Linked DNA regions of Homo sapiens: region 2 is linked to region 1. A link is an interaction called in ENCODE POLR2A ChIA-PET data of the cell type or tissue named here. Cell type or tissue: K562. All regions are shown on one strand. Links, peaks and the distances in the headings refer to the core of each region. The heading gives the core; the rest is flanking DNA.

Region 1 (10,478 bases), core at 2,899-7,898:
GCTCCCAGTCCTGCCAGGGCCCCTGCCTTGACTGCCCCCTCCTCCCAGGTGCTGATCATCGGGGGCGGAGATGGAGGTGTCCTGCGGGAGGTGGTGAAGCACCCCTCCGTGGAGTCCGTGGTCCAGTGTGAGATCGACGAGGTGAGTGCCGGCGTAGAGCCAGGTTTGAGTCCTGGTTCTCCCAGCGGCCAGCTGTGCCCTGAAATGGCTGCACACCCCCGAGCAAGGCAGGTAGGGCCTGTTTCTCCATCTGGAAAACACCTGGTCGGGGAGGGTTCAGTAGGAAAACCAGATGGCAGAGGGCCTGGCAGGTGGTGAGGGCACCTGCGTGGCGAGCTCTTACTAAAACTGAGCTGATTTTTTTTTTTTTTTTTTTTTTGAGACAGAGTTTCGCTCTTGTTGCCCAGGCTGGAGTGTGATGGTGCGATCTCGGCTCACTGCAACCTCCACCTCCTGGGCTCAAGTAGTTCTTCTGCCTCAGCCTCCGGAGTAGCTGGGATTACAGACATGCGCTACCATGCCCGGCTAATTTTGTATTTTTAGTAGAGACAGGGTTTCTCCATGTTGGTCAGGCTGGTCTCGGACCTGGCGACCACAGGTGATCCGCCAGCCTCGTCCTCCCAAAGTACTGGGATTACAGGCGTGAGCCACCACGCCCAGCCGACTAAGCTGATTTTTAATCTGAGCCCCAGGCAGGGCCCCAAGACAGCTCAACTATTTGTACGTTACCCCTTACACTCAGTAGCTGCTCACTAAAATCATGCTACGTGCCAGGTGTTGCCCGGGTATGGGGACAGTGGTAGACGACAGATCAGTCCCTGCCCTCTAGGAGCTGATGTCCTAGTTAAAGGAGACATCAGATGGCCAGACGTGGTGGCTCACACCTGTAATCCCAGCACTTTGGGACGCCAAGGCGGGCAGATCACCTGAGGTCAGGAGTTCAAGAGCAGCCTGGCCAACCTGGTGAAACCCCATTTCTACTAAAAATACAAAAATTAGCCGGGCATGGTAGTGCATGTCTGTAAACCCAGCTACTAGGGAGGCTGAGGTGGAAGAATTACTTGAGCCCGGGAGGCGGAAGTTGCAATGAACCGAGATCTCGCCACTGCACTCCAGCCTGGGTGACAGAGGAAGAATCTGTCTCAAAAAAAACAAACAACAAAAATAGAGACATCAAAGGATGGTCTGATGAAGGCAAGACAGGGGCTGGGGGACAGGAGAAGGCAGGGTTCCTGTGAATGCATGGGGGGTGGTCAGGGCAGGCCTCCAGGAGGTGGCGTTTGAGCTGAGACCTCAGTGAAAAGCAGGTGGCCGTGTGCAGGGAGGGGGAGGTTCTCCTGGCCAGAGGTTGGAATTGCATCCTTCTAAAATAGGAAACAGGCCAAGCGCTGGTGGCTCACACCTGTAATCTCAGCACTCTGGGAGGCTGAGGCGGGCAGATCACAAGGTCTCTACTAAAAATAAAAAAAAAAAAAAAAAAATGGCCCAGCTTGGTGGCGTGCGCCTGTAATCCCAACTACTCGGGAGGCTGAGGCAGGAGGGTGCAGTGAGCTGAGATCGTGCCACTGCACTCCAGCCTGGGCAGCAGAGCAAGACTGTCTCGAAAAATAAATAAAATAGGAAGCGACAAGAAAGCCACTCAGATGGGGCGATTTGGTCTGGAAGGAGGGGGTAGGGATGGGAGAGAGGAGCCCAAGCCGCCGGCAGGAGCCAGCTCTCAAGGAGAAATGGAGGTACCAGAGTTCTCCCCGCTTTACACATTATAAACTGAGGTTCCCAAAAGGGGCCAGGTGTGGTGGCTCACAGCTGTAATCCTAGCACTTTTGGAGGCCGAGGTGGGAGGATCGAGGAGTTCGAGGCAACATAGGGAGACTCTATCTCTACCAAAAATTTAAAAAGTAGCCAAGTATGATTGAACACACTTGTCCCAGCTACTCAGGAGGCTGATGGGGGAGGATCACCTGAGCCCCGGAGGCCGAGGGTGTAGTGAGCCATGATCGATGCCACTGCACTCCAGCCTGGGCCACAAAGTGAGACCCTGTCTCAAAAAAAAATAATAAAAAAAAGGGAAGGGGTTGGCCAAGGCGGCTTGCCTGTGAGGCACTTGGAGAGTCCCACGTGGCTGTGCTGGCTCCAGGTCCCCCAGCCCCTTGGCCCAGACTGGTCCCTCCCATCCCCTCCAGGATGTCATCCAAGTCTCCAAGAAGTTCCTGCCAGGCATGGCCATTGGCTACTCTAGCTCGAAGCTGACCCTACATGTGGGTGACGGTTTTGAGTTCATGAAACAGAATCAGGATGCCTTCGACGTGATCATCACTGACTCCTCAGACCCCATGGGTAAGCAGTGGATGGGCCCCAGGGTTTTCTGGCAGCTGCAGGTCTGGAGGTCAGCCTCCCCCAGGCCTTCAGAGTAAAGGATAGAGCGGCCTCCCACCCCCCGAACTAGAGCTGTACTTTTCCCTTCTCATTTGTTACCTGCCCTCTGAAACATGGCTCAGGACAGTAGGCAGGAGCCAGGCGACTGCCCAGATTCACAAGCTGGTGACCAAGGAGAGTGGGGATCTGGCATTGGGACACTGAGGACCCTGTGTCCTCTTCAGCCTCCCCTCTGCTCTGAAGTGGTCAGCACTGGAGTGGGGGCAGGTTCTAGTCTTGAACGAAGGCCTAGGTTAGAGGTTCCTCTGCTGTGGTGCCAATGAGACTCCCCCAAGAATGGGATTCAGGTGTGGATCCCCCACAGACCTGGGTTCAGATCCTGGCTCTGGCCACCTGGTAGCTGTGTGGGTGACAGTGGCCCTGGAGGTCACAGCCAGACTGTTCAGTGTGTCTCCCTCTGTCTTCCCCAGGCCCCGCCGAAAGTCTCTTCAAGGAGTCCTATTACCAGCTCATGAAGACAGCCCTCAAGGAAGATGGTGTCCTCTGCTGCCAGGGTGAGCCACAGGCCTGGAGCACTGGGGCGGGGCGGGGTGGGGCAGGGCAGGCCCTGCCGGATGCTGATGCTTAGGGGCCCCCAGGCGAGTGCCAGTGGCTGCACCTGGACCTCATCAAGGAGATGCGGCAGTTCTGCCAGTCCCTGTTCCCCGTGGTGGCCTATGCCTACTGCACCATCCCCACCTACCCCAGCGGCCAGATCGGCTTCATGCTGTGCAGCAAGAACCCGGTGAGATGGGGGTGTCTGGGGGTGGGGGTTGGGGGGAAGGTGGGCATAAATAGAGATCCCTGCCCCTGCCGGGCGCGGTGGCTCACACCTGTAATCCCAGCACTTTGGGAGGCTGAGGCGGGCAGATCACAAGGTCAGGAGATCGAGACCATCTTGGCTAACACGGTGAAACCCCGTCTCTACTAAAAATACAAAAAAATTAGCCAGGCATGGCAGCGCGCGCCTGTAGTCCCAGCTGCTGGGGAGGCTGAGGCAGGAGAATGGCGTGAACCCGGGAGGCGGAGCTTGCAGTGAGCCGAGATTGCGCCACTACATTCCAGCCTGGGTAACAGAGGAAGATTCCGACTCAAAAAAAAAAAAAAACCCTCCCCAGGCCAGGTGCGGTGTCTCATGCCTGTAATTCCAGCATTTTGGGAGACCAAGGTGGGCGGATCACTTGAGGTCAGGAGTACAAGACCAGCCTGACCAACATGGAGAAACCCCATCACTACTCAAAATACAAAAAAAAAAAAAATTAGCCGGGCGTGGTGGCGCGTACCTGAGGCTGAGGCAGGAGAATCACTTGAACCTGGGAGACAGAGGTTGCAGTGAGCTGAGATGACGCCACTGCACTCCAGCGTGGCAACAGTGAGACTCCGTCTCAAAAAAAAAAAAAAAAAAGTGCCCCCCCTGATGTGCCCCTGGCCCGGTCCCCAGAGCACGAACTTCCAGGAGCCGGTGCAGCCGCTGACACAGCAGCAGGTGGCGCAGATGCAGCTGAAGTACTACAACTCCGACGTGCACCGCGCCGCCTTTGTGCTGCCCGAGTTTGCCCGCAAGGTGGGTGGCCTGCGGGGCTGGGTGGTGGGACCCAGGGACCCAGAGCGCCCTCCTGACTGGCCTCATGTCCCTCCAGGCCCTGAATGATGTGAGCTGAGCCCAGGCGCCACCACTGATGCCACCCAGGACCTCGGACCTTGGAGCCTGCGGGGTGCCTCGGCCCCTCCAGCCCCGGGCCGGACCTCCTGCTGGCTCTCGCCCACCAACCAAGTGTTACAAGCCCCAGAATGCTGCCCGGCCTGCCCTGCTGGGCGGACTGTCTGTGTGTCTGTCTCTCTGGCGTTCCACCTCCAAGCCTATACCAGCTGTGTACAGCGCCATCTCTCTGCCTTCTGTTGCCCCTCACTCACCAAACACGTGTATTTATAGCAAAGATTGGAGTCCTGTGTCTCCTGACCTTGGCTGGGCCCAGGCAGGGCCACATTCACCATTGGGTGCCTCTGGGGTGAGGGTCTGCAGAGGCCTTGCTGGCTGACCCCCAAGTGTCTGCTGCAGGGCTGAGGCTGCAGGCGGGCCATCGTGGATAGCCTGGGGCACAGAGGGTCACCGCAGTCGTCACGTGGGACCCAGAGCTGTCCTGGGAAGCTGACTTAGCTGTCCTTTTACCAAGCCCTTCACAAGGCCACTGGTGACAGCCCCCCAGGGCAGTGGGGTGGGTGAGATCAGGGTGGGGCTGCCCGGGAGCATTCTCAGAAAAATTGGGGACACTCACAGGTGTAAGTCAGGTCCCATCCAGGTACTCCAGGGCAAATACAGGAAGGGGTGGCGGGGCTGGTTACCTTCGGCCTTTTTAAGCACATCAGGAGCTTAACACTGGCCCAGTGACTGTGCCCTGACTCCACCCGGCATTCAGACTTGGGTTCAAATTCCCACCATGCCCCGCCCCCTATGTGGACAAATTGAGAAAGCAAGTGTGGGCACCCCACCAGGGACTGCGAGGACCAGGGCTGTCCCCTCTCCAAGGTGCTGAACTCCCGCCTTCCAGGACCCAACGGTGGTGGGAGGACAGGAAAGGAACCCTCTTTGCATGGGCCTGAGTTGCCAACCCCTTTCCCCACCCTGGGCAGGGGCTGGGCTAGCGGACGCATCAGGGAGGGAGGCCCCACTCCCAGCCGAGGCAGCCACCTTGGAGCCCTAACTCACCCGGGTATGTTTTCTGGGACACCAGAGTAAGGGGGATTCAGTTTCGCCATCAACTCTGGCTTCAGGCCAGTCATAGCCCTCCAGTCTCCACCTGCCCCCCACTCCCCACCCCTGTGAATTCACCAGACTGAGCACCTTCAGACCTTTGGCCCATCAGCAGATCTGACCTCAGGCTAACTTCTCCAGGCCACCCTGACCTTTCAAATCAGTCTGGGGAGCTGGCGTCTGCCCCCGGGCCTTCATAGTCTCAGGGAAGGCCCGAGAGGAGCAGCTGGCGTTCAGGTGGGTTGGCAGGGGCTATTTCTGGAGCCTGACAGGCCAGGCTGCAGCTGGGTGGGCCAGGCACTTTCATTTAACCTTCACAACCACCTGCCCGCCAGGCATTGTTCCTGCTGCACAGAGGCAAGGCGATGTGCCTAAGGACACACAGCCAATCAGCAGCCACCGTCCGACGCCACTCCACCCTGCTCACCCCAGGGTCTCCTGCATCTCAGGCCAGGCACTCTGGAGGTCCCGGCATGGATGGTCTCTCTGACATCTACTCCCTGGCCAAGATCCAGGCAGGGAATGCTGCCCCCTTAGAGGGACGATCCCGTGACCCCCTAAGTGTGAGGGCCTTTCCCCAAGGGCTCTGGAATCGGTCCAGATCTCAATCTCAACTCTGCCTCCCTCAGCTCTGTGACCTGCAGCCACGCAGGCCCTCTGCCGGTTACCCCGATGTCAGAGGGGGAGCACACCGTCCCTGTTAGGAAGCTTTGGTGAGAAGCACGTGCGACGCAGCCCTCAACCAGTGCCGGCCCGAGAGAAGGGAGGGTGGACCAGGTTGTGGAAACAGCCGGGGCCATCTGGGAGGCAGGAGATCTGGGAAGCAGCTGCAGGAAGATGAAGTTGCCGGCAGCGTAGATCCTGCGCCTCCCCAGCCTATAGTCTATACACACACCTGGCCGCCGCGAAGAGGCATGCACCAGGGATGGGGGCAAGCCTGAGCCCCACGACTGGGTGGGTGCGATGCAGCCCAGGATGATCTGCTGAAACAGAAACAGCCTTGATGAGGACACAACCTGGGTCCCCCAGCGTCCCAGAAATCTTTGGGCCACAAACAGGCCCAGTGTGGCATGGGGAATAACATCAATCCTATCTAGACTTTTCAAAATTTGATTTATGATAATTAGCCAGGCCCCTGGCTTAAGGATTCATGGGTCCGTGCGGCTTGTCAGAAGAAAAATCACAGTCCTCCTCCCGCAGCCCCTTTCCCTCTTGGAGCTGATTATTTGGGGTTTATCTTCTGTAGTAGAAGAAGAAATCGATTTGGTGTTTGTCCCCAGTTCCTGTCACGGAGCCGCTAACACCTTTGGAAATTCCTGATCGGTAGGCGTGTCTTGTCGTTCATTATATGCTCTGTTAGAGAACTCCCGAGTTTATGCTAATGCAGTGGTCTAGGGTAGAGCCCCGGGGGAGCCTCAGGGTGGGGCTGGTAAGTAAGACCTAAAGACTGAAGGGTTGGGACTTTCACCCCACCCAATGACTGCCAGGAAAGGATCAGGAGGGCTCTGGAGATGAAGCTGTACAAATTCATGAACAATGAGCGCAGCCCCGGGTGGTGGCTCATGCCTGTAATCCCAGCACATTGGGAGGCCGAGGTGCGCAGATCACTTGAGGCCAGGAGTGTTGGGAGGGCAACATGGCAAAACCTCGTCTCTACTAAAAACACAAGCATTATCCTGGTGTGGTGGCGCACGTCTATAACCCCAGCTACTCGGAAGGCTGAGGCAGGGGAATCACTTAAACCCAGGAAGCGGAAGTTGTGAAACTGCCTTTGCCAAATTATGACTGAGACAGTGAAAGAGACCTAACTTAGCCAACTCCATCTTGCTTCTAGCCTCCAAGCTGTCCTTCTTCATTCCTGGGCGTAGGCTGAACTAACGTTGGGAGAAATTTAGTTTATAGTTTAAACAAAGACGGTCACAGCCCTTTCTCAAAGCAGATGTTCTTGCCTGGGGACTAGACTGTCTTTGTAGGATTAACATTAGCCACAAGATTAGAAATTATGGTTTAGAGTCATGCAGCTGGAGGCTACGAGATTCCCACCCTCCCTAAACTGCTCCTAAGATCAGTGCTTGAGATATTTTGCAGATCCTGCCTTGATGGATCAGCCGGCACCACCCAGATGGATAAACGGGCTCATCTGATCTTGTGACCCCCACCCAGGACTCAGTGCAAGAAAACAGCTCTGACTCCGACTGCCTGTGATTTCATCTCTGACCAGTCAGCACTCCTGGCTCACTGGCTTCCCCCTACCCACCAGGTTATCCTTAAAAACTCTACTCCCCGAATGTTCGGGGAGACTGATTTGAGTAATAGTAAAATTCTGGTCTCCCGCACAGCCAGCTCTGCGTGAATTACTCTTTCTCTATTGCAATTCCCCTGTCTTGATGAATCAGCTCTGTCTAGACAGCTGGCAAGGTGAACCCCTTGGGCGGTTACAGTTACAGTGAGCCGAGATCGCGCCACTGCGCTCCAGCCTGGGTGACAGAGCAAGACTCTGTCTTAAAAAAAAAAAGGAAAAAAAAGAAAAAAACCAGTTAAAGAAAATAAAAGGAAAAAGCAAAAGAAAAAATAAAAGAATAATTCTGGACAGAAATAGAGTTATAATTTAGCATTGATCAGGCTGCACTCTGGCCCGCCTCCATGTAACTGACAGTCAGGTAGCACCGCGCCTGACCAGGCTTTTGTTTAAGAATTGCTTGAGTTAGGGCACTGTGGCTCATGCCTGTAATCCCAGCACTTTGGGAGGCCGAGGCGGGCGGATCACCTGAGGTCAGGAGTTCAAGACCAGCCTGACCAACATGGTGAAACGTGGTCTCTGCTAAAAGTACAAACATTAGCCGGGTGTGGTGGCGGGCACCTGTAAGCCCAGCTACTGGGGAGGCTGAGGCAAGAGAATTGCTTGAACTTGGGAGGCGGAGTAGCTGGGCTTACAGGCACGTCCATGCTGGTCTCAAACCCCTGACCTCAAGTGATCCACCCGCCTCGGGCTCCCAAAGTGCTGGGATTAAGGCTGGGCCCAGTGTCAAGAGTTCAAGACCAGCCTGACCAAATGGAGAAACCCCATCTCTACTAAAAATACAAAATTAGCCGGGTGTGGTGGTGCATGCCTGTAATCCCAGCTACTAGGGAGGCTGAGGCAGGAGAATCACTGGAACCCAGGAGGCGGAGGTTGCAGTGAGCCGAGATCGCGCTATTGCACTCCAGCCTGGGCAACGAGCAAAACTCCATCTCAAAAAAAAAAAAAAAAAACAAACCACCAAAGTGCTGGGATTCCAGGTGTGAGCCACCGCATCTGGCCTTATGATAACATTTTATCTCCTACACAGCTTCTTGTTTTCCCTGGAGGTTCTTTTTTTGTTTGTTTCTCATTTACTTAGTTTTCAATAAATTTATCACTAATTTGGCCCCAAATTTTTCACCAATTCTCTAATGCTCCTTGGACTCAACAGGTGTTCTGTCATCGTCCCCTTTCTGGAGAAGCTGTCCAGAGCCTTCTCACCGCCCCCAATGGAGTCCCTTAGTGAATGGCATCTCTTGGACCTTATGTCTTCCTATTGAAACCACCCTTGCAAAATTATGACATAACCGACCCCATCCTGCTCCTGACCTCCAAGCTGACCCTGCTCATTCCTGGGTGTAGGCCCAGCTGACCGGCGGAGGAATTTAGAGTTTAACTTGAAACAAGAATAATAATAGTTCTCCCTAAAACTACTCTCTTCCCTGTTCGGGGGCTGAACCACCACCTTGGTAAGATTTTTTTTTTTGAGACGGAGTCTTGCTCTGTCACCCAGGCTGGAGTGCAGTGGCGCGAGCTTGGCTCACTGCAAGCTCCGCCTCCCGGGTTCACGCCATTCTCCTGCCTCAGCCTCCCAAGTAGCTGGGACTACAGGTGCCCACCACCACACCCGGCTAATTTTGTATTTTTAGTAGAGACGGGCTTTCACCGTGTTAGCCAGGATGGTCTCAATCTCCTGACCTCGTGATCCACCCACCTCAGCCTCCCAAAGTGCAGGGATTACAGGTGTGAGCCACCGTGCCCGGCCTCCACCTTGGCAAGATTAATGAGCAGTCACAAGACAGGTGTAGTTTCTTTCTTTCTTTTTCTTTTCTTTTTTTTTTTAAGATGGAGTCTCGGCTGGACATGGTGGCTCACGCCTGTAATCCCAGCACTTTAGGAGGCTGAGGCTGGCGGATCACAAGGTCAGGAGTTCGAGACCAGCCTGGCCAACATGGTGAAACCCTGTCTCTACTAAAAATACAAAAATTAGCCTGGCGTGTTGACACATGCCTCTAATCCTAGCTACCTGGGAGGCTGAGGCAGCAGAATCGCTTGAATCCAGGAGGTGGATGCTGCAATGAGCTGAGATCGTACCACTGCCCTCCAGCCTGGGACAGAGCGAGACTCCGTCTATTTTTTTTTTTTTTTTTTTTTTTTTTTGAGATGGAGTCTCGCTGTGTCCCAGGCTGGAGTGCAGTAGCACAATCTTGGCTCATTGCAGCCTCCAGGTTCAAGCGATTCTCCTGCCTCAGCCTTCCAGGTAGCTGGGATTACAGGCACGCAACACCATGCCCAGCTAAGTTTTGTATTTTTAGTAGAGATGAGGTTTAACTCCAAAATAATTCTTTTTCCTGATCTTTTGCATGTGATTTACTATTTGATTTTTCTCTTTCTCTTTGTTTGTAAAACATAATTATTCTCTCCAGTGTTTTTAAATATGTGTAAAGCTGTATTAATATTTTTATCTCCTTTTCTGGGCACTTGGGGCACACTTTCGATCAGTATCACGTTCTTCAGTTCTGGGAAATTTTCTTGCATTATTATTATTGCTATGTATGTATTTTTTGAGACAAAATCTTACTCTGTCACCCAGGCTGGAGTTCAATGGCATGAACATGGCTCACTGCAACCTTGAGACCTCCTGGGCTCAAGCGATTGTCCCATCTCAGCCTGCCAAGTAGCTGGGACTAAAGGTGCATGCCACCATGCCTGGCTAATTTAAAAAAATTTTTTTTTTTTTTAGAGACAAGGTCTTGCTATGTTGCCCAAGCTGGTCTTGAACTCCCGGTCTCAGGCGACCCACCTGCCTCAGCCTCCCAGCCTCCTGGGATTATGGGCAGGAGTCACTACACCCAGCCAGAGTCCCGGTCTCTAAAAGAAAATAGGCCAGGCATGGTGGCTCACGCCTGTAATCCCAGCACTTTGGGAGGCTGAGGCGGGTGGATCACCTGTGGTTGGGAGTTCGAGACCAGCCTGACCAACATGGAGAAACTCCGTCTCTACTAAAAATACAAAACTAGCCGGACGTGG
Region 2 (10,478 bases), core at 2,726-7,725, 270 kb before region 1:
CCTATTATATGGGCCGCCCTATCCTACCCGGATCACAGGCTCAGTCACGGAGCACCTTTCTCTCCTGGATGAAAAGTCCAAATCCACTTGCTTCCACCCTCTCCTCCCAACCCATTTTCAAAGCTCAGTTCAAGCAATACCCTTTTCACAAAGCCCCCTGAGCTGCACCCTCTCCACTCCCTGTGCTCCATAATGCGGGCAGACAAGGACCCTGCTTCCACAAGGTTCCAGCCCAGCTCTTCCCACTCAGTGCCCGCTTCAGGTCTTCCGAGAGGCCTGTGCTCCTGGAGACAGGTGGGCACAGAGAGGCCCTGGAAGGACCTGGACAAACTCTGTAGGGGGCTGAATTCTGAGCAGGGTCACCTGGCACCTCCATCCTGGCTCCACCCCAGCTCTGTCCTCTGCAAGTTCTCCTTCCCAGAATGTATCTCTCCCTCTGAAATTAGCATTCCTTTTAAATGTTTTCACACTCTCAAATCATTCCTTAAATGTATGTATTAACTGCCAAAATGACTTGCCTTAGCTGCTTCACCCGGCCTCACATTAATCTCACACAACCCTATTACACTTAACATGCCTCGTCCTCTCCGCTCAGCCTCATAAACTCAGGGCGACTTCAGAACCGTCCTTGGTGCCCATGGCTTGCAGCCGCAGAGGGCCGGATGCCACCTGGAGGGCCAGGGGGAGGAACCACTGTCCCACTGGGCCTAACGGCCACAGGTCGGGGGGCTTAGGGCCAGAGACCCCAGGGAAAGCTGCCTGCCTCAGCTGCCCCTTTCTGAGCTACTCGCTGCACCAGCAGCATCACCTTGACCTTAGGAGGGTGACTTTCACCTTTCCTAAGGGAGAAAGCTGAGTATGAGAACTGAAGTCCCTGGCCCAAGCAAAAGCCAGGATGTGAACCCCAGGCACTCTGGGTCCAAAGCCCAAGCCCTTGGCTGCCACACTGCACTCCCCAAGGAGAAGCTTGCAGAAAGGAGGTGATGAGGCCGAGAGCGGTGGCTCACGCCTGTAATCCCAGCACTTTGGGAGGCCCAGGTGGGCAGATCACTTGAGATCAAGAGTTCAAGACCAGCCTGGCCAACATGGTGAAACCCCGTCTCTACTAAAAATACAAAAATTAGCTGGGCGTTCTGTAAGTTCTCCTTCCCAGAATGTATCTCTCCCTCTGAAATTAGCATTCCTTCTAATTTGGTGGTGGCACACGCCTGTAGTCCCAGCTACTTGGGAGGCTGAGGCAGAAGAATCACTTGAACCTGGGAGGTAGAGTTTGCAGTGAGCTGAGATCACCCCCATGCATTCCAGCCTGGGCGACAGAGCGAGACTCTGTCTAAAAAAAAAAAAAAAAGTAGGTGATGGGCAGGAGATGGTCTTGGCCACCTACTGACTGTGTGACCTCAGGCAAGGGCAATTAAGAGATAAAAGCAGGCCTTTATTATTTATAATTCTTCACTATAATCATACATTGAATCCTCATCACAGCATTAAGTGGATGCTATAACCACCATTCTATAGATAAAAAAGTTGATGCACAGAGAGGTTAAGTAACCTGCCCAAGGATGCAGAGCTAAAACGTTTTGAGCCAGGACTCAAAGCCTCCACATTATAGGGCCCCTTGGTAATGACCAGAGAAGCCCATGATCAACTCCTTTCTTCCATGTGGCCCCCGCCCCAGTCGTTAACAGCTTGTAGCTTCTCGTCCCAAGTCTAGTATAACTTTCAGATCCAACTGCATCTTTAGACCCAGAGAACCCTCTCATTTGGCCCAAGTGAAGATGTCCAAGAGAAGGATCACCAACCCCAGCTTGGCCCTGCACTGCACCCAGCCCCAGCCCCGGGGGCAGTGGTCACCTGGCACCTGAGCAAGTATAGCCTCATCTTGGTAATATCTCACTAGAATTCTTCGGGCTTTTCCACTGGGATTGGGACTCCCTGTTGACAGGTTGGGACACCCTTTCTGATTCAGCCTATGTCCAAGAGGCAGGGCAGGGCAGTGTCCAGAGGCCCTGGTATTCTCACCAGTTTTTTTTTTTTTTTTTTTTTTTTGAAAGAGAGTCTCGCTCTGCAGCCCAAGCTGGAGTGCAGTGACGCAATCTTGGCTCAGTGCAACTTCAGCCTCCCAGGTTCAAGGGATTCTCCTGCCTCAGCCTCCCAAGTAGTTGGGACTACAGGTGCACACCACCACACCACACCCGGCTAATTTTTTTATTTTTTTATAGAGACAGGGTTCTGCCATGTTGGCCAGGCTGGTCTCGAACTCCTGGCCACAAGTGATCCGCCCACCTCGGTCTTCCAAAGTGCTTGGATTACAGACATGAGCCACCATGCCCAGCCCCATCACCTCCTTTCCGCAAGCTCATCCTCCTTTCTCATCCTTACCAGGAAAATGCCAATAGGACAGGTGACCCAGAAACACCGCCCCACCCCCAGGCCCCTGCATGACTGGGCACATATTCTGAAGACCACTGTCAGGCTAGACTGTAAGAGCCTAACCTAGAGCAGAGATCTCTGTCCTCCAGAACCTGTACAGTGCTCCACCCTCTGCCCATAATGAGGGTCCTCAGGCCGGGACATCTGATTCCCAAGTTTGCTCCGGAGCCACCTGTGTATCTTAGCCTTCGAGGGCAGGAGGAGGCAGAGTTCCAGGGTGGGCGGGAGGCGGACGGAGTGGGGTTGCCAGGTCAGTGACGGGGTCCTCGCTCCCTCCCTGGGATACAGCAGTCCTGGGGCCTCCCTGATGTGATTTACCCGACAATGACAACCTTTAATGTCCGCCCTGTTATAATCTCCTTTATCTTAATACAATCTTTTCCTGTTGAACTCTCCAGAGTCCCAACTGTGATTTTCAACGGAGGGATTTTTTTTATTATTATTACGACTTGATACTGTGATTACCGTCAAACTCTCAGTCTTTGTGGAAGGGAAATTAATAAGTTTTTCTTAAGCACTCTGCACAGGCCCTGCATACTGATGAAGCCGGGCCAGCTCCCCTACGGCAGGAGTCAATTACCCATCTGGCCTCCTGCCTGGCCTTCAGAGACCCAACAGTTCTCCTGTGTGGGGGCGGCGGTCATTAGGTGCCGGGTCCCAGCGCCTCCTCCGGGAAGTGCCGGGCCACCCTGAGGGGTCAAAGATCTACCCTGCTCCATTCTCAGCTGTGTCTTGGGGCAGGAACTGCCTGTGTTGAATCCCAGAACTAGAAGAGACCTTAGTTTTCAGCTCATCAAACACCTCCAGGCATTTGTACAAATTGATCGCTCTGCCTGCAACACTTTTCACTTTGCCTGGCTAATTCCTCAGATCCTTCAGGTCCCAGGTTAGCTGCCACCCCCCAGGAAGCCTTCCTGTCCCCCCAGGTAGAGGTTAAGTACATCCTTTTCTTGCACCTGGAGTCTCCCAGGCTTATACCTGTTGTAGAATTTATTTAGGTTTTTTGTTTTGTTTGTTTGTTTTTGAGACAGGGTCTCACTCTGTCACCCAGGCTGTAGTATAGTGATGTGATCACAGCTCACTGCAACCTTGAACTCCTGGGCTCAAGGGATCCTCCTGTTTTTCCCTTCTCACATTACAGGCGGAGGAACTGAGGCCGAGCAAGATGCGACCAGCCTCAGTCACAGACATCTAATGGCAAGGCGGGGGCTGTGGTTCCTAGGGTGGCATTCAGGTTCTCTAACTTGCATCCCTTCCGAGGTGTGTTTTGGTTTTCAGTGTGGCTGCAATCCCTCTCTCTGCATTGTCCTTGTCCTGTCCTAATTGGGCTGAAGGACTGGCAGGTGACATCTCTTACCCCCTCAGGGAGAGTAAGTGAAGACACAGCCTACCCCACCTAACCCTGCCCTGACCCAGCCCCAGCTGTGCCAGGCACAGGTGAGAGAAGGGCTCCCAGGGGCTTCCTGCCAGCTGGCTGCCTACTGGGGCAAGCGTGGCAGTGAATAAGCAAGCAAAACAAACACACCTTCCTAGGCAATGAGGCAGTCCCAGTGCCAGGAGGGACCAGAGGGCCTGGAGATGGCCCAGGCTGGGCCTGGCAGGTGGAACAAAGTTCTTAGATTGCCCCTGAGAAGAGACCCCTCTCCCTCAGGCTCCCCACCCAATTCCACTGATGGAGATCAGAGTGGGTGCAAAGGGAGAGTGAGGTTAGACCTCAGGAGAAGACTGCCAGGCATGAGGAAGTTCTGCCTTCCCTGGGGACACCAGGAAAATGACAGCAGTCAAAGGAAGCTCAAGTTGGAGGCTTGAAGCTATCCCATAGAAGTCAAGACCCGGCTCCTCTGGCCGCTGGGGCAGGAGTGTGCTGGTCTTGGCAGGGCTCGATGGCTCACACCTGTCCCAGAACTTTGGGAGGCCAAGGCAGGCAGATCACCTGAGGTCAGGAGTTCGAGATCAGCCTGACCAACATGGCCAAACCCTATCTCTACTAAAAATACAAAAATTAGCCAGGCGTGGTGGCGCTCACCTATAGTCCCAGCTATTTGGGAGGCTGAGATGGGAGAATTGCTCGAACCCGGGAGGCGGAGGTTGCAGTGAGCCAAGAAGGTGCCACTGCACTCCAGCCTGGGTGACAGAGCGAGACTCCGTCTCACATACACAGAAGCATACTGGTCTTGATATCCCTGCTCCAGCTAACATAGCAATGGATTCAGATAATCAGGCCTCAACTCTGTGCGGTGTGGTCTTACATTTCTCTGGTTGTAGGAGGAAGACACTGGGCCACCTGTCCCCTATAGACATTACCTGGGAGGGGAGCTAGCAAGGGAGACACATGAGATTTGGAGGAGAAAAGCACCAGATCCAAACTTATCCTGTTATAAGGATGGAGGCACACAGAGTGGGGATTTGACCCTTTCATTCATTCCTCCATTCAACAAACAGAGCACCTGGAAAGGTCCCTGTCCCACTCCAGAGCCGGAAGGTGGCCGTGAAACAGGAAGCCACATAAAATGACTTCAGCTAGGCCGGGTGCGGTGGTTCACACCTGTAATCCCAGCACTTTGGGAGGGCGAGACGGGCGGATCACGAGGTCAGGAGGTTGAGACCATCCTGGCTAACATGGTGAAACCCCGTCTTTACTAAAAATACAAAAATTAGCCGGGCGTGGTGGTTGGCGCCTGTAGTCTCAGCTACTCGGAAGGCTGAGGCAGGAGAATGGCGTGAACCCAGGAGGCGGAGTTTGCAGTGAGCCGAGGTCGCACCACTGCACTCCAGCCTGGGTGACAGATCGAGACTACATCTCAAAAACAAAAACAAAAACAAAAACAAAACAAAACAAAAATGACTTCAGCTAGAGGTGTGTGCCACATGGGGACGAAGTGGGGCTGCGGGGAGGGATCAGGGGAGCTAGAGATCAGGGGCTCTCTCTGCCCCGTGCAGAAGTGACTTGGGGGATGAGGGGGTCCACCTTCCCTGACCACTGCGGCTGCACAGTTCTCTAGCAGTGGGGATGGATAAGAGAGCTCCTTCCTGCACCACCGGGGCAGAGACAGTAGTCAGGCTCCAGACAGGCATGGGAATGGGAGGGCCAGGTGTCTGGGCTCAAGGGCGGCTGGGCCACAGTGGGGAGCCCGCAGGAGCTTGGGGGACACCTCTGCGGGGAGAGGGGAGGAAGCAGACTCTGGAGCTGGGCTGTGACAACAGAGTGATGACACATTACTCTTTCTAAGGAATTTAAAAACATTAATCACTGTAATTAGCAGAGCTGCCCAGCAGGCCTTCAGCCTGGCTATTAAAACATTGGCACAGGCTCCTGCCATGGCCTGGGTGATCTCCCCACAGCTGGCTGGTGCAGGAGGGCTTGGGGCTAGCTGCCAGGCTCAGCAGAAGGATGGAGGATGGGGCCTGGGTGCTCTGGGCAGGGCAGGGGCCACCGTCCCTTCCACATGTCTCCCTCCAGCTTCAATACGTCTTTGGGTCACCTGAATGGCCACATTCCCTAGCATGTGAGCACCACGAAGCAGGGAGCTTGCCTGTCTTGTTTGGTGACACAGTCAGTCCAGCATCCAGAAGAGTGCACAGTCACAGGAGTGCTGGAAAAGTGAAGAGAGAGAGAGAGAGAGAGAGGCTAATGCTCTCTCACCTCCAGGCATTTGTACAAACTGATCACTCTGCCTGGAATGCTTCACGTTGCCTGGCTAACTCCTCAGGTCTCAGGTTAGATGCCATCCCCCCAGAAAGCCTTCCAGTCCCCCCAGGTAGAGGTTAACTACATCCTCTTTTGCACCTGGAGTCTCCCAGGCTTATACCTGTTGTAGAATTTACTGAGGTGTGTGTTTTGTTTTGTTTTTTGGTTTTGGGTTTTTTTGTTTTTTTGTTTTTTTAAGATGGAGTCTCACTCCGTCAGCCAGGCTAGAGTGCAGTGACATGATCTCAGCTCACTGCAACCTCTTCCTCCCAGGTTCAAGGGATTCTCCTGCCTCAGCCTCCCAAGTAGCTGGGATTACAGGAGCGTACCACCACACCAGGCTAATTTTTGTATTTTTTAGTAGAGACAGGGTTTCACCATGTTGGCCAGGCTGGTCTTAAACTCCTGACCTCAAATGATCCACCCGCCTCAGCCTGCCAAAGTGCTGGGATTACAGGTGTGAACCACCACACCCGGCCTTGTTTTGTTTTTTGAGGCAGGGTCTCACTTTGTCACCCAGGCTGGAGTGCAGTGGCACCATCATGGCTCACCGCAAACTTAAACTCCTGGGCTCAAGCGATCCTCCTGCCTCAGCCTCCTGACTAACCAGGAGGATTAACCAGTCCAGGTGGACTAACCAGGTGGACTAACCAGTCCACCACCATGCCTGGCTAATTTTTTAATTTTTGTAGAGATGGGGTCTTGCTATGTTGCTCAGGTTGGTCTTGAACTCCTGGCCTCAAGTAATCCTCTTGCTTTGGCCTCCCAAAGTGCTGGGGTTACAGGTGTGTACCACCACACCTGGCCATGTAGAATTTAGTACACAATATTACAGCTGGTTTATGCATCTCTACCTCCACAAGACTGAACGCTACATGAGGACAGGGGCTATGGGCTCACCATGGTAGTCCCAAGGCTGAGCCCAGTGCTTGGCATATAGAAGGTGCTCAATAAAGATTTGTTGAATTAGTGAGTCAGTAAATCAATAAATAAGGAGCAGGAAGCCAGCTGCCGGCCTGCTGTGAGTGGCACCTGCTCTCCTCTGACTTCCAGTGGGCTGTGAGCTGCAGGCATGGGCAGAGGAGGGAAGGTGGATCCGGAGCCCATGCCCCTGGATGCCAAAGGTCCTCTTCCAGGCACCTTGAATCTCCTGGCACCTGTGCTTTAATAATGAAGATGCTGATCTCACAAACCAGAGCCTCCTGGGTCTTTGGGGAGTGGAGGGGAAGATCAACCTGTCACAAGAGCTCTGCCTCTGAACGCCCCTTGGTAGGGCATCCCCAGGACGGGTCCCTCTGCCTGGGCCCCAGCCCCTCGGCATCCCAGAAGGCATATATGGCCGCACTGGGAGCTCCCTCTAGTGGCAGACAGGCCCCGAGGGTCTGCTCAAGGTTGACCTTGTGCCCGCGGTGGGCAGGCAGGTGTCCGGGATGATGAAGTGGCCTCAGGGAGTGGGTGGGATTCACTCTTTGACGGTAAGAATGCATGCAAGTGCTCCGGAAACTGGAACAGGCCGCCGGAGTGGGAGTGGAGTGCTTCCACAGGGAGTGGAAGCAGGGGACCTGGTACAGGTGAGGCTGTAGGAGGGCTTGCTGGGTCTCTAGGGGCGAGTGGGCCAGGGATCAGGAGGTGGAAACGGTCCCTGTGAGGCCCCTTGCTGGGCGTGTGAGAGGTGGCATGGGGCAGGCACTCTGCTTGGGGCATGCCTCTGTGGCTCAGGGCACCGTGGACTCCATGCAGAGCCTTTGGGACTAGCACAGGTGAGTCAGCATCTTTCTGTTTCTTCAACACTTTGAGCCTCAGTTTCTTCACCAATAAAATGGGATAATGACACCTACCTGGCAGGTGTGGGGCCTAAATGAGATGAAGTGGGTGAAGCTCCTGGCATATAACAAATGCTTTTCAATGCTTTGGGTACCCAACCAGCCCTCCCCACCAACCCATCAACAATGGGACCAGAGCCCCCACTCAGTCCCTGCTCTCTGAGTTGGATTCCCCACCGATGCACCCCCATCCCCCTCATTTTTCCTCTTCCCAAAACTGAGAGTCACATCACAATCACATTGCTGGGTAAACAGCCCTGACCCCTGCCCCTTCTCTCCGAGGACTATGGGGAATTTTCACCTGTGATAAGCCAATGGCTGAGCCCTTCTGGGAAACCCTGTCTCCCCCAACCCCCCAGTTCTCAGAGTATCAGGGCCCAGGGTCCTCCTAATGCCGGTGGGAAAGTCATTAGGGAGGAATAAAGAAATAAGGAAAGGAAGGACTATGATTGTCCCAGAACCCCAAAGTTGGGTGGATGTCAGCTATTTCTGCGGCCCAGCCCTCCTATTTCCTGAGAAACCACCCCCATTTGTGTAGTCCTGGTGAGGCTGTCAAGCAAGTGCCGTGTCTCTCCAAAAGGGAGGGCATCTGGCTCAGCGGGATCAACCACAGCGTGCTGTCGTTCCTTTGGTAACAGTGATTGGGCTAAGTGTGTACATGTGACCGAAGCAAAGCCAATCCCATCCTTCCGTAGGATGTAAGTTGCAGGAGGGCGGGCTCTCGTTCCTTTGGTAACAGTGATTGGTCTAAATGTGCACATGTGACCCAAGCAAAGTCAATCCCATCCTTCAGTAGAACGTAAGTTGCAGGAGGGCAGGGAGTTTTGCCAGCAGTACTCAGTAGGTAGGGGCTCCATAAATACGTGCTGATTGAGCAGGTGAGTCTGATGGAGTTGCCGAGTGAGGGATGAGGGTGCTGGTGTGGGGCTGGTCTTGGTGGCCAGGAGAAGGTGTCAGGGTTACCACTAGCTTACACGGCATCTTATGTGTATTAGCAATAGGTGACTCCCCCAGGCAGATGAATTAGGAAAAATGTCTCTCTGGGGCAATGCTGCCTTATACCAGGACACAGAGCTTTGTAAGCAGAGCATTGAATGTATTTCAGCTCCCACCTGGCCCTTTGCTGGGGCCTTTGAGCAGTGCCCAGACTACCAACATACATGGACCCCACCTTCCCTTCCATGAAGACAGAACTGTGGGTGTATGAGGCTGAGAGAGAGAGACAGACAGATGGAGTCCTCAGAGTATCATTCAGTCCCTATATCCAGCCGGGCGCAGTGGCTCACGCCTGTAATCCCAGCACTTTGGGAGGCCGAGGTGGGTGGATCACGAGGTCAGAAGATAGAGACCATCCTGGCTAACACGGTGAAACCCCGTCTCTACTAAAAATCCAAAAACTTAGCCGGGCGTGGTGGTGGGCGCCTGTAGTCCCAGGTACTCGGGAGGCTGAGGCAGGAGAATGGCGTGAACCCGGGAGGCGGAGCCTGCAGTGAGCAGAGATTGCACCACTGCACTCCAGCCTGGAGCAAAACTCTGTCTCAAAAAAAAAAAAAAAATCCCTATATCCACGCCTGGGCTTCCTGTCATATGAGCCAATAAATTCCCTTTTCTGCTTCAGCTACTAACGTTGGGTTTCTATAGCTTCCCACTGATGACGTGTCCTGATCAAGGCACACAACCAAGTCTCGACCTTACAGTTCCTGAGACTCTGAGGTCCCTCCAAACCCATCCCTTTCATGGGCATGACGAACCAACAGTAACGTTATGGTTTACAGGAACTGGGCTCGAATCCAAAGAACAGGACCTTATTTCTAGTCCTGCCACATAGTCCCTGGAGCCTGCTGGCCTGGAATGGAATCCCAGATCCACCATCTACGGCCCCTATAACCTGGGGCATTTACTTAATCCCAGTGGGCCTGTTTCCTCACCTGCAAAATGAGGGTAATAGCAGTATTGACTTCATTGGTTGTTGAGGGAATTAAATGAGTTAATATGTATAATATTGAGTAGTACCTGGCACGTGGCAAGTTAATGTAGTAAGTAAATACCCACTTGGAGTGTTATTACTAACTGTGGACTCTTGAAGAAATCACTTTCCTTATCTGTAAAATGGGAATAAGAATTCTGAACTCAGAAGGTTGTTATGAAAGCTAAATGGGGGCCAGGCGTGGTGGCTGATGCCTGTAATCCCAACACTTTGGGAGGCCGAGGCAGTTGGATCACTTGAGGTCAGGAGTTCGAGACCAGCCTGGCCAACATGGTGAAACCCCATCTCTACTAAAAATATAAAAATTAGCTGGGCGTGGTGGAGGGTGCCTGTAATCCCAGCTACTCAGAAGGCTGAGGCAGGAGAATCACTTAAACCCGGGAGGCAGAGGTTGCGGCGAGCCAAGATTGTGCCACAGCACTCCAGCCTGGGCAACAGAGCAAGACTCCATCTCGAATAAATAAATAAATAAATAAAGCTTAATGGGGGCCATTGGGTGCAGTGGCTCACATCTGTAGTTCCAGCACTTTGGGAATCCAAGGCAGAAGGA

The links. Peaks named below come from ENCODE experiments on the same cell type or tissue, not always from the same donor. Only the 100,000 strongest peaks of a DNase experiment are listed, where the experiment ranks them.
Region 2: POLR2A ChIA-PET joins it to region 1 with 5 read pairs; 3 of 35 experiments call an interaction of 5 or more read pairs at or near these places.

What each region holds. Positions count from the first base shown.
Region 1 is chr1:11,048,463-11,058,940 of GRCh38, reverse strand. SRM (spermidine synthase) reads left to right here. Exons shown (of 8, transcript NM_003132.3): 3 at 49-141; 4 at 2,184-2,337; 5 at 2,847-2,930; 6 at 3,015-3,160; 7 at 3,857-3,979; 8 at 4,056-4,352. The coding sequence ends at 4,076. Among named protein-coding and RNA genes, the nearest start is that of SRM, 6.3 kb to the left of the region's middle. RefSeq lists enhancers at 5,527-5,776, 6,107-6,186, 6,794-6,873. In K562, for the core only: no CTCF peak of the experiment used is centred there; DNase peaks (open chromatin) are centred at 4,950, 5,570, 5,920 and 6,600.
Region 2 is chr1:11,317,348-11,327,825 of GRCh38, reverse strand. No RefSeq gene overlaps it. Among named protein-coding and RNA genes, the nearest start is that of UBIAD1, 49 kb to the right of the region's middle. In K562, for the core only: a CTCF peak has its summit at 7,474 (motif pointing left); a DNase peak (open chromatin) is centred at 7,485; H3K27me3 peaks cover 2,903 bases.